2 separate regions of the Homo sapiens genome follow, and region 1 is linked to region 2. Evidence: chromatin loops called from intact Hi-C (ENCODE). Cell type or tissue: PC-9. All regions are shown on one strand. Links, peaks and the distances in the headings refer to the core of each region. The heading gives the core; the rest is flanking DNA. Region 1 overlaps PADI1 (peptidyl arginine deiminase 1). Region 2 has its middle 9.6 kb from the start of PADI2.

Region 1 (5,372 bases), core at 307-5,306, 86 kb after region 2:
AGTGAGGGGTGAAGTGAAGGCAGGGCAGCAGATGAGCTTTGGAATCAGACCCAGGCAGGGGCCAAGCACGGCTGTGCCCCATCACCCTCTGTGTGACCTCTCTGTATTTCAGCTCATTTTCTGTAAAATGGGGAGAAGAATAATCACTCCCCTATTAGCAGGCAGGGGCCATGGGGATGGAATCAGAGAATGGAGTAAAAACCCTCCGTAGACTCTGTGGACCCCACAAGGGCAAAGCCAAGGATGATTTGTCTCTGCTTTCCTGGTGCCCAGCATGGGACCTGATGTACAGTAGCTACCCAGGAAGGTACGTTGAGGCAGAGCCACTGGCAGCACTAATGGGAGCCCTGTGTGCCCCAGGGAAGCTGCTGGCCTTTAGCTGGAGCTCACGGGGTGGCGGCCAGTACCCCGGGACTATCAGCCTCCAGGCAGATCCCTGGCTCCAGGCAGAATCACCCACGGAGCTGGTCACCCCAGGAGATTTGCTGGGCCCTGCTGCCTGACCCTACGGCATTTCTTGTGGCTTCATTCCAGGACACCTAGCGGCTGGCACCTGTGGGGCTCCTGGCAGGCCAGATCCTGGCCAGGCGTGCAGGGGAGCCACAGGCTCAGCCAGCAGTGCCTGCTCTTCAGCCTTTTCGTCCGATTCTGCCTGATTCTCCCCCTCCTGCCCCCACCACTCATCCAGCACAGTGCCCCAGACGACCCCCAAGAGCACATTGGCCCCCACCCCCACCCACTCAGTTTCTGCCCCCAGGATCTGGCCATGTCCAAAGTGCAGGATAGGACAGTTGGCAGGGAAGCATTCCTCTGTGACTGCTGTATTTCTCTTCTCCCTAGAGACCAGGTGGTACATTTCTGAGCTGTTGACCTAAGATTTGGCCGGTGGAGCCCCAGTGGGCCGAGGCTTCTGGGAAGCAAGTTGCAGCCACGCAAAAGGAAAAGCTTTCTAATTACCTGAACTGTCAAAGCAGAGAGGGGTGTGAGGTAGTGAGCTGTCAGTCTTTGGGAGTGGGCAGGGGGCTGGCCGGGATGACCTCCAAGGCCCGTCTCTGACCCAAGGCCTATGCTATGCAAGATGCTCCCTGGTCTCTTCTGTCATTTTAGGGCAGACAAGGACAAGAAGATCACAGGCACCACCCCCCTCGCCTTGCCGCTGTAAGATGTGGGTGTGTGGTGGGGCCAGGGGGCTGTGGCTTTCCTGCCTTGGTGCCGCCACCCTCCCTAGGCCTCCCTGGCCTGCTGCCAAAGAGCCATGCAGAGGAGCTCGAATTGCACACTCTCTCAACACATTCCTGTTTCCTTCCGACATCCCTGATCGTCTCCTCCTTCCAGTCCCCGACAAGGGCATGCTCAGGGCACACACGCACTCATTTTAATACCAGCCAGGACAGCTTCTCACTTTGCTATCTGGGTGACCTGAGTAAAGTTACTTAACTTCTCCGAGATTTCTTCATCTGTGAAGTGGGGACGTAATCTCCTACCAGGCTGGTAGGAGCAGGGAAAAGTAAAAAAAGAAAAGAAAGCTGATCAGCTCCAAGCCTGCCTTTCTTCATGGTCCAGGACGCATTGCCCTCCTATGCAAGTAACTCACAATCTTCCTGCACCCAGCTTTCACCAGACCCCTGCAACTGAGCTCCCCGCGGCCTGGGCATAATCAGTACTGCACAAAGCCCTCTTCAACAGACAGATAAACATCGTCCTATAAAATCCCCAGCAAGTCTTTGTTTCTTTGCAGTCGGCTTCACCCCAGAGAGAGGCTTCTTTCTTGAAGGCTGACTTTTGTGTCTCTGGCGATGTATTTTCCTACTTTCTGTAATCAATCTGCTTTCCTTTACACACAGCTGTCCTGGTAAATTCTTTTACTCCTGCATTACCGGCCGTCATTACCCTGTGACAAGTAACACCTACCTTGGTCGGGGAGCAGGAGTTGGAGTGAAGTCTAGATGAGATCATGGATAGCAAAAGCTAAGCACGTGCCTGGCACACGGCAGGTGCTTGAAAATGCAGGCTCTTTCCCTGCCCCACTAGAACCCATGGAACATGCTGCCTTATGCCATAACCAGTGGGTGAACCTGCACCTTACCACAGGAGGCGGGCAGGGGTGGAGAGTAGTTGGTTTTACACTCCTCATCCCGCCCTCCGCGTCTCCTTTTGTGAGATTCTCTAAGAATTCACCCCATTCTGCCCATAACCTCTCTATTGAACCTGATGCAACTGGCCCTGCTGTGGGCATGAGGTTGGTGGGCATTGCAGGGTGAGTAGGAGGACGCTGCTCTGGGCGGCGCAGACGAGATGTGAAGTGGCCCCCAGGAAGGTCTGAACCAGGGCCATGGGGGCACAGAGGAAGCACATAAGGTTTCTGGCTGGAGTGAGTTGGGCTGTCTGGGGATTCTGAGAAGAGTAATTGTAACCATGGTGACAGCATCTAACGCTGAGAAGTCATCATCTCAGGGAATCCCTCCAACAGTCTAGGAAGTAGCTCTTGGGATTGTGTCCATTTTACAGCGGAGGAAAATCGAGGCAGTTGAGTGACCCAGTTGGAGGCCATGCTCCACACAGAACCCACACTTCACTCCATGGAAGAGGTGGCATTTGAAGTGGGTCTTGAAGAATGCAAAAGACCCCCCTGCCCCCCGCCCCATGACTTGGCCCAGCAGAGATGGGGGAGCAGCCTGGTGAGGGGCAGGCTCATCAGCATAACAGTGGAAACCATGATGATATAACAGTGATTACCAAGACACCTGACAGGGTGACTCCTGTAGTGGTAATGATTTGGCCTTTTTTATTTGGAGGGGTGCTTTCAAATCTGTGACCTCACCTGACTGTGCATTTGGGGACATGCCAGTACTGCATATCTGGGGGTTGGTTAGGTCTGGGGGCTACATCATGAGACATCACCAAAGAGAAGCATCTTGGAGAGGATTATTAGATTTGGAGGAAGCCGGGAGCAGCTCCAGAAAGCTGGCGCAATACAGCCCACTGCAGGGTGGCCTGGGGCTCCCCACAAGCTCCCACTCCTGCCTGTCACACCTCCCAAGGGCAGCCCTTCATCCATGACCAGGCCCACAGATCTGGGCACCTGAGAGATAAGGAAAGGCAGTATAAGCCCCGTCTCCCAGCCCCGGGGCAAGGGTTGGGGTAGGATGCCAAGGGAATGAGAATCAAAGGCAGCGCAGGGCTCACCCGGCATAACCTGCCTTGCTTGGGTGCCAGAGAGAATAAGCAGACCCCTCCTCCTGCCTCTTCCTGGTGGTTTTCAAAGCTCCTGCTGGGGTACCTGCCGCTCTTCTGTAGCTGAAGCTGACCTGGATGGGGGTGATGGGAACCAAGTCTTGAAGGCAGTGGGGCTGGGAACTAGAATAGGCCCCTCCCCATGCCTGTGGGAGTGGCCCTGGGCCTCAGACCTGCATAGCAGGTGTCTCCTGCAGGAAGCCACATTTCCCCCAAGGCCTGACCCCTCTAGGCACTGCCCACTCATCTGTTACTCACAGGGGAGGGAGACACTGAGACCAGGAGCCCAGCACCCCAGAGAGAGGTGAACAGAGGTGTGAGCTATTGAGCAAGTTTGGGGTGGGGAGGGAGCAGATCTAGACTACAGGAAGCTAGGCTGGGCTTGGAGGGTCTTGATAGCCCCAGAGAAATTGTACCTGTCATTTCTTCCCCCTTCTTTCATCATCATCATCATCGTCATCATCATCATCATCATCATTTTCTACCAAGACTCCAAATAGGGGGCTGTGACTTAGAGATGTCAACTTTTGCCCAAAGCTAGGGATTGGCTCCACAGAGTCCTGCTTCCCTTGAAAGGGCTGTGTCTGGCACCGGTGGTCCCTGAGTGGGGTGGAGCAGGAGTCACCCATGAGCTAGAAACCCTTCTGCTGCCAGCTGGGTGCCCTGGGCTTGTGGCTACTTGCTCTTGGAACTCATGGGCCAGGCCGACTGGATTCAATCATGACTCAGCCACCTCCCCGCTGGGCAGTCCTGAGAAAGCCACTCCACCATCCTGAGTCGCTGTGTCCTTGTCCAGAACGCGTTGATTGTGCCCCTGGTTCATGCCAGGCACTAAGCTGGATGCAGAGATGACAGCAGCGATGCAGACAGCATAAAACAGAAAAAAAATCTCTGCATTTTAGAGGGAGAGACTGCAATGAGCAGATATGTGCTCTGTCAGGTGGCTGGGAGGTGGCCGGTGCCATGGGCTGGAATGAAGCTGGGGTTGGGGAACCAGACTCATGGTGTCATTTGTGTCACGCCATTTGCAACAGGCAAGAAGGGTACATCAGAAAGGCCTCGTATGCTACCCTGAGAGAAGGAAGTGAGGGGCTGGGCGGACCGCAGGGATTGGTGACAGGAACATTCCGGACAGACAGAGCTGCAGCCCTGGCATGCTTGAAGAACGGCAGGAACAAGCAAGAGGGCGTGGGGAGGGAAAGCAATGGGTCAGGAAAGCCTGGGAGGCCACACAGGCTCTGGTGACAGCCTCTGAGCAGGAGGGATGCAACGGGACTTCTATTTTAAAAGGTCCCTCTGGCTGCTATGTTGAAGCTGGACTGTGGGGAGAGAGGGGAAGCAGGTCACTGGCCTATGATAAAAATCCACATGGAAGCAACTGGTGGCTTGGACAGGATGTGAGCTGTGGCAGAGGTGAGAGCGGTCAGGGTCTGCAGTTGCTATGAAGGTGGAGCTGATGGGATTTGCTGAGGGGCTGGCTGTGCGAGTGAGGGAACAAGAGGAGGTGAGGCTGAATTGGAAGGTGGAGCTGCTATGGACAGACTTGCGGTGGGTTGGGCAGGAGCAGGTTTGAAAGGAGTGGGGAAGGAGTGGGCATGGGGAAGCAGGAGTTTGGCTTTGGATGTGTGAAATTTAAAATGCTTGGTAGGGCTGGGCGCAGTGGCTCACGCCTGTAATCCCAGCACTGTGGGAGGCCGAGGTTGGCAGATCACTTGAGGTCGGGAGTTCAAGACCAGCCTGGCCAACATGGCGAAACCCCATCTCTACTAAAAATACAAAAATTAGCTGGCGTGGTGGTGAGCTCCTGTAATCCCAGCTACTTGGGAGGCTGAGGCAGGAGAATCGCTTGAACCCAGGAGGCAGAGGTTGCAGTGAGCTGAGATCATGCCTTTGCACTCCAGCCTGGGTGACAGAGCACGACGTTGTCTCAAAAAATAAAAAATAAATAAAATAAAATGCCTGGTAGACACCCAGGGAGAAACTCAGAAAGCAAGAAGTCTGAGAGTTCTAACCATATTGATGTGGCAGGTGGAGAAAACCAAGGGAGTGGGTGTAGACAGAAGAAAGGAGGAGAGGAGAGGGGAGGGAGGGGAGGAGAGGAGGAGAGGGGAGGGAGGGGAGGAGAGGAGGAGAGGGGA
Region 2 (5,372 bases), core at 109-5,108:
TCCTTATGAGCAACCTAGCAGGAGCAAAAAACATGCACGGATGCTCACAAACACATGCACACACACAACATGCACACACGCACATACACGTGCACACACACACGCACGCATGCACACACATGCACACACACACACCCTTGTGTAGGAAGAACATCACGCAGTCATTTACAACCACATTGGAAGAAGGCGCTATAATCATTTCTGCCATACCCCATGATGTGGTCACATTTTCCATCTCGAGAATCAGTCCACCTGGATTGACATCCTAGCCCTTCCTGGCTTAGGAGACCTTGGACAAGTCATCTCACTTGAGTCTCAGTTTTCTCATCTGTGAAATGGGGGTTAATCATGGCACCTCCTTCCCAGGTGGTTGTGAGGTTTAAACAAGATAATGGGCTGGGCGCAGTGGCTCACGCCTGTAATCCCAGCACTTTGGGAGGCCGAGGTGGGCGGATCATGAGGTGAGGAGATCGAGACCATCCTGGCTAACACGGTGAAACCCCGTCTCTACTAAAAATACAAAAAAAAATTAGCTGAGCGTGGTGGCGGGCGCCGGTAGTCCCAGCTACTAGGGAGGCTGAGGCAGGAGAATGGTGTGAACCCGGGAGCCTGCAGTGAGCCAAGATCATGCCACTGCACTCCAGCCTGGGCAACAGAGCGAGACTCTGTCTCAAAAAAAAAAAAAAAAAAGATAGTAGGCTGGGTACGGTGGCTTATGTCTGTAATCTCACTATTTTGGGAGGTCGAGGCGGAGGCAGGCAGATCGCTTGAGCTCAGGAGTTGGAGGCCAGCGTGGGCAATATGGTGAAACCCCGTCTCTACCAAAAATGCAAAAAAATTAACCAGGCGTGTTGGCGTGTGCCTGTGGTCCCAGCTACTCCGGAGGCTGAGGTGGGAAGATTGCTTGAGCCTGGGAGGTAGAGGTTGCAGTGAGCCGAGGTCGGCCACTGCACTCCAGCCTGGGTGACAGAGTGAGACCCTGTCTCAAAAAAAAAAAAAAAAAGGATCTCCTTTGGTTTTCAAAAATTATTATTCCACTTACTGTCATTTCAAATTCAACAATCCCACTTTAGCTTTGAGTTCAAGTTAAAAATCTTCTCTTAAGGACAAATTCCACTTTTTTCTTTTATTTGCTAGAGATGGGGTCTCACTATGTTGCCCAGGCTGGTCTTGAACTCCTAGGCTCAAGCAATCCTCCCACCTCAGCCTCCCAAAGTGCTGGGATTACAGGCATGAGCCACTGTGCCTGGCCTATATGATTCCACTTCAATGAGGTACCTACAATAGTCAGATTCACAGGGACAGAAAGTAGAAAGGAGGTTGCCCTGGGGGCTGAAGAGAGAGGGGAATGGCAAATTGTCGTTTAGTGGGCGTAGAATTCTAGTTTTGCAAGATGAAAAGAGTCTTGGAGATTGGCTGCATTTAACAATGTGAACGTACCTAACACTCTGCTGAACTGAACACTTACAAATAGCTTACATGGCACATTGTATGGTATGTATATTTTACCACGATTAAAAATTTAAGAAAAAATTTAGGAAAAGTATTCTTTTAAAATATAACAACTTTAGTGGGCCAGGCATGGTGGCTCATGCCTGTAATCCCAGCAGTTTGGGAGGCCGAGGCAGGTGGATCACCTGAGGTCAGGAGTTCAAGACCAGCCTGGCCAATATGGTGAAACTCTGTCTCTACTAAAAATACAAAAATTAGCTGGGCATGGTGGCGCATGACTGTAATCCCAGCTACTTGGGAGGCTGAGGCAGGAGAGTCACTTGAATCCGGGAGGCAGAGGTTTCAGTGAGCGGAGATTGCACCACTGCACTCCAGCCTGGGCGACAGAGCGAGACTCTGTCTCAAAAAGAAAAAAAAACTTTAAAAATTATTATAAAATTATTAAAATGATACAACTGAATATTTGGTTCCATTGACAATCTTGGCTAATTAAACATGCATGAAAATATAATTTAAAATCTGTCAGAACCCCCGACACACTTCAGCCTTGAGAGAGCTGTGACTGGGATCTGAGTCATGTGCCTTTTATTCCTCAGATTGTAGATTAACTCACTTTCTTATTTTTCTTATTCTGTACAATGACCAGAGAGAATTAAAGAACAGCAGGGACAAAACCCTCCTGCCTTCTTAATTAATGACCCTGTGACTCATCTACTTCCCCTTTGTTGTCCTGCTCTGCGTAGAACAGATGACAGGAAACGCATAGCTATCATACCCTTCACAAAAAATGTGAAATATGCCCTCCGCCAAAAGAAACACTGCCCATAACCAGTCAAATGGCTGTAACTATGCGCCAGCCTAGTATGAAAAATGTTGTTATCTGGCTAAAAATTCCTCTGTCCCTGCCTCTATAAATGAAAACTTCACTTCCCTACTTCGGAATGCTGAGTTCATTACTTTGGAGTTGAGGTTTCTGGGTGGCCGTTCTCAAATCTTGTGCTTGAATAAACTCTATTTTATTTTACTTTGGTGTATTTTACATTTTTTTTTATTATTATTTTTTGAGACAGGGTCTCGCTCTGTTGCCCAGGCTGGAGTGCAGTGGCACAATCACAGTTCACTGCAGCCTCAACCTTCTGGGCTCAAGTGATCCTCCCACCTCAGCCTCAGTAGCTGGGACTACAGGTGTGGGCCACCACACATGGCTGATTTTTAAAATTTTTTGTAGAGACGGTGTCCCACTACGTTGCCCAGGCTGGTCTCGAAGTCCTGGACTCAAGGGATCCACACAGCTTCCCAAAGTGCTGGAATTATTGGCGTGAGCCACTGTGCCTGGCCTAAACTCTTTTTAAATTAGACTCTGACGCTCCTGGTTATTTCAGGTTGACACACAGTTAAACATTTTTAACTGCATGTATAGATTTAACATATTCAATTTCTTTTAAAAATACTTCAGTTGCCTTAATAACAAACACAACTTTCTCAAGCACTTAAATTATTCTTAGAAATCTGGTAACTTATGCTTATCATGAATTCAAATTTTTATAACTTTTTAACACTTCTGTCAAGCATAGTAAAATTTCAACTTAAAATATCACAAGTCTAAATCAATCAATGATTCATTTGTGCATTTTACTTTATTTTTGAGACGGAGTCTTGCTCTGTCGCCCAGACTGGAGTGCAGTGGCATGATCTCGTCTCATTGCAACCTCCATCTCCCAGATTCAAGCGATTCTCCTTTGTCAGCCTCCCAAGTAGCTGGGATTACAGGCATCCACTACCACGCCTGGCTAATTTTTGTATTTTTAGTAGAGACAGGATTTCACCATGTTGGCCAGGCTGGTCTCCAACTCCTGACTTCAGGCGATACGCCCACCTCGGCCTCCCAAAGTGCTGGGATTATAGGCGTGAGCCACTGTGCCCGGCCTCATTTGTGTATTTAAATTAAAACCTTAAGACTGACTTTTTATTCACACAGACTGGGGTGTGCAATCTTTTGGCTTCCCTGGGCCACGCTGGAAGGAGAAGAATTGTCTTGGGCCACACATAAAATACACTAACACTAATGATAGCTGATGAGCTAAAAAAAAAAAAAAAAAAAAAAAAGAATTGAAAAAAAATCTCTTAATGTTTTAAGAAAGTTTACGAATTTGTGTTGGGCCGCATTTAAAGCTACAGCTGCATTCAAAGCCACTGGCCAAGGGTTGGACAAGCTTAACATAGCCCATATTCTCTTAAATATTAAAAATATTTCAAATTCCAAAGTTGAAATTGTTTGATTCTCTGAAACATTTCTTTGCTCAATTCTTGTCAAGCTTAAAAAATGAGAGCCTACTAAGGCAATGATGTTGTCACACCAAGAAAATTTCGAGCTTAGTTTTCCAACCCATTTTTGGGGTTCCTACCTCCTCTAAGATTCCTTAATGTCCACGGAAACTTCAGGCTTGGATGGAGGTTTTGTCCAAGGTCTTGATAGGACACAAGTCCTATTGTTAGTCATTTAAACAGGATTTCCCATAACCTAAAAAGGGTGGTGGCATAGTCTGTGTCCCCAGGGTTCAGCATATGCATTTCCTATTTCTTAAGTCAGATCTGGGGCTAAGTAATACCCTCCCAGGTAGCTTCACCACTTGTTTGGTTTCAATTGGTGTTTTAGTCCACTTTGCATTATAAGGAATGCCTGAGGCTGGGTAATTGATAAGGAAAAGAGGTTTATTCAGCTCATAGTCCTGCAAGCTGTATAAGAAGCGTAATGCCTGGATGACCCAGCCTTGGCAAAATACTAAAAGCAAGAAAAAAATAAAAATGAAAAGAAGCATTGGCAGGGTGCAGTGGCTCACGCCTGTAGTCCCAGCACTTTGGGAGGCCGAGGTGGGTGGATCACCTGAGGTCGGGAGTTTGAGAGCAGCCTGGCCAACATGGTGAAACCCCATCTCTACTAAAAATACAAAAATTAGCCAGGTGTGGTGGTGGGTGCCTGTAATTCCAGCTACTCAGGAGTCTGAGGCAGGAGAATTGCTTGAACCTGGGAGGTGGAGGTTGCAGTGAGCCGAGATTGTGCCACTGCTCTCCAGCCTGGGTGACAGAGTGAGACTCCGTCTCAAAAAAAAAAAAAAAAGACAAAAAGAAATATGGCGCTGGGATGGAGCCCCAGAAGACAGACTCTACTAAGGCAATGGTGAGGGGAAATGTGGGGTTGGAGCCCCCACAGAGAGTACCCACAAGGGCACTGCCTAGCACAGCTGGGAGAATGGGGCCACTGCCCTCCAGACTCCAGAATGGTAGAGCCACTGGCAGCTTGCACCCTCAGCCTGGAAAAGCTCAACTCCAACCTGTGATAGCAGCTACGTGGGCTGTGCCCACCCAGCAAAGCCATGGGGCTGGGGCTGCCCAAGGCCTTGTGAGCCCACTCCTTGTGGCAGAGTGCCCTGGATGTAGGATATGGAGTCAAGGGGATTATTTTGGAGTTTTAAGATTTAATGTCTGCCTTGCTGGGTTTTGGACTTGTATGTGGCCGTTCCCCTTTCTTTTTTTTTTTTTTTTTGAGATGGAGTTTCGCTCTTTTTGCCCATGCTGGAGTGCAGTGGCACAATCTTGGCTCACTGCAACCTCCACCTCCTGGGTTCAAGCAATTCTCCTACCTCAGCCTCCTGAGCAGCTGGGATTACAGGCATGCGCCACCATGCCCGGCTAATTTTTGAATTTTTTTTTTTTAGTAGAGACGGGGTTTCTCCATGTTGGTCAGGCTGGTCTCGAACTCCTGACCTCAGGTGATCTGCCCGCCTTGGCCTCCCAAAGTGGCCTGTTCCCCTCTGTTTTCGCCACGTTTTGCCTTTTGGAATGGGAATCTTTACCCAATGCAAGTACCACATTGTATCTTAGAAGTAAATAACTTGGTTTTCATTTTATAGGATCATAGG

What was found. Hi-C counts contacts between places; a loop is a spot of excess contacts. Peaks named below come from ENCODE experiments on the same cell type or tissue, not always from the same donor. Only the 100,000 strongest peaks of a DNase experiment are listed, where the experiment ranks them.
Region 1: it touches region 2 in a loop (11-fold over the local background); 4 of 110 quality-filtered maps call a loop at or near these places.

The regions. Positions count from the first base shown.
Region 1 is chr1:17,211,707-17,217,078 of GRCh38, forward strand. The region is part of intron 1 of PADI1 (peptidyl arginine deiminase 1); the gene reads left to right. Among named protein-coding and RNA genes, the nearest start is that of PADI1, 9.3 kb to the left of the region's middle. In PC-9, for the core only: no CTCF peak of the experiment used is centred there; DNase peaks (open chromatin) are centred at 525, 1,315, 3,325, 3,965 and 1 weaker place; H3K4me3 peaks cover 1,452 bases; H3K27ac peaks cover 4,529 bases.
Region 2 is chr1:17,126,389-17,131,760 of GRCh38, forward strand. No RefSeq gene overlaps it. Among named protein-coding and RNA genes, the nearest start is that of PADI2, 9.6 kb to the left of the region's middle. In PC-9, for the core only: no CTCF peak of the experiment used is centred there; a DNase peak (open chromatin) is centred at 2,153; H3K27ac peaks cover 3,327 bases.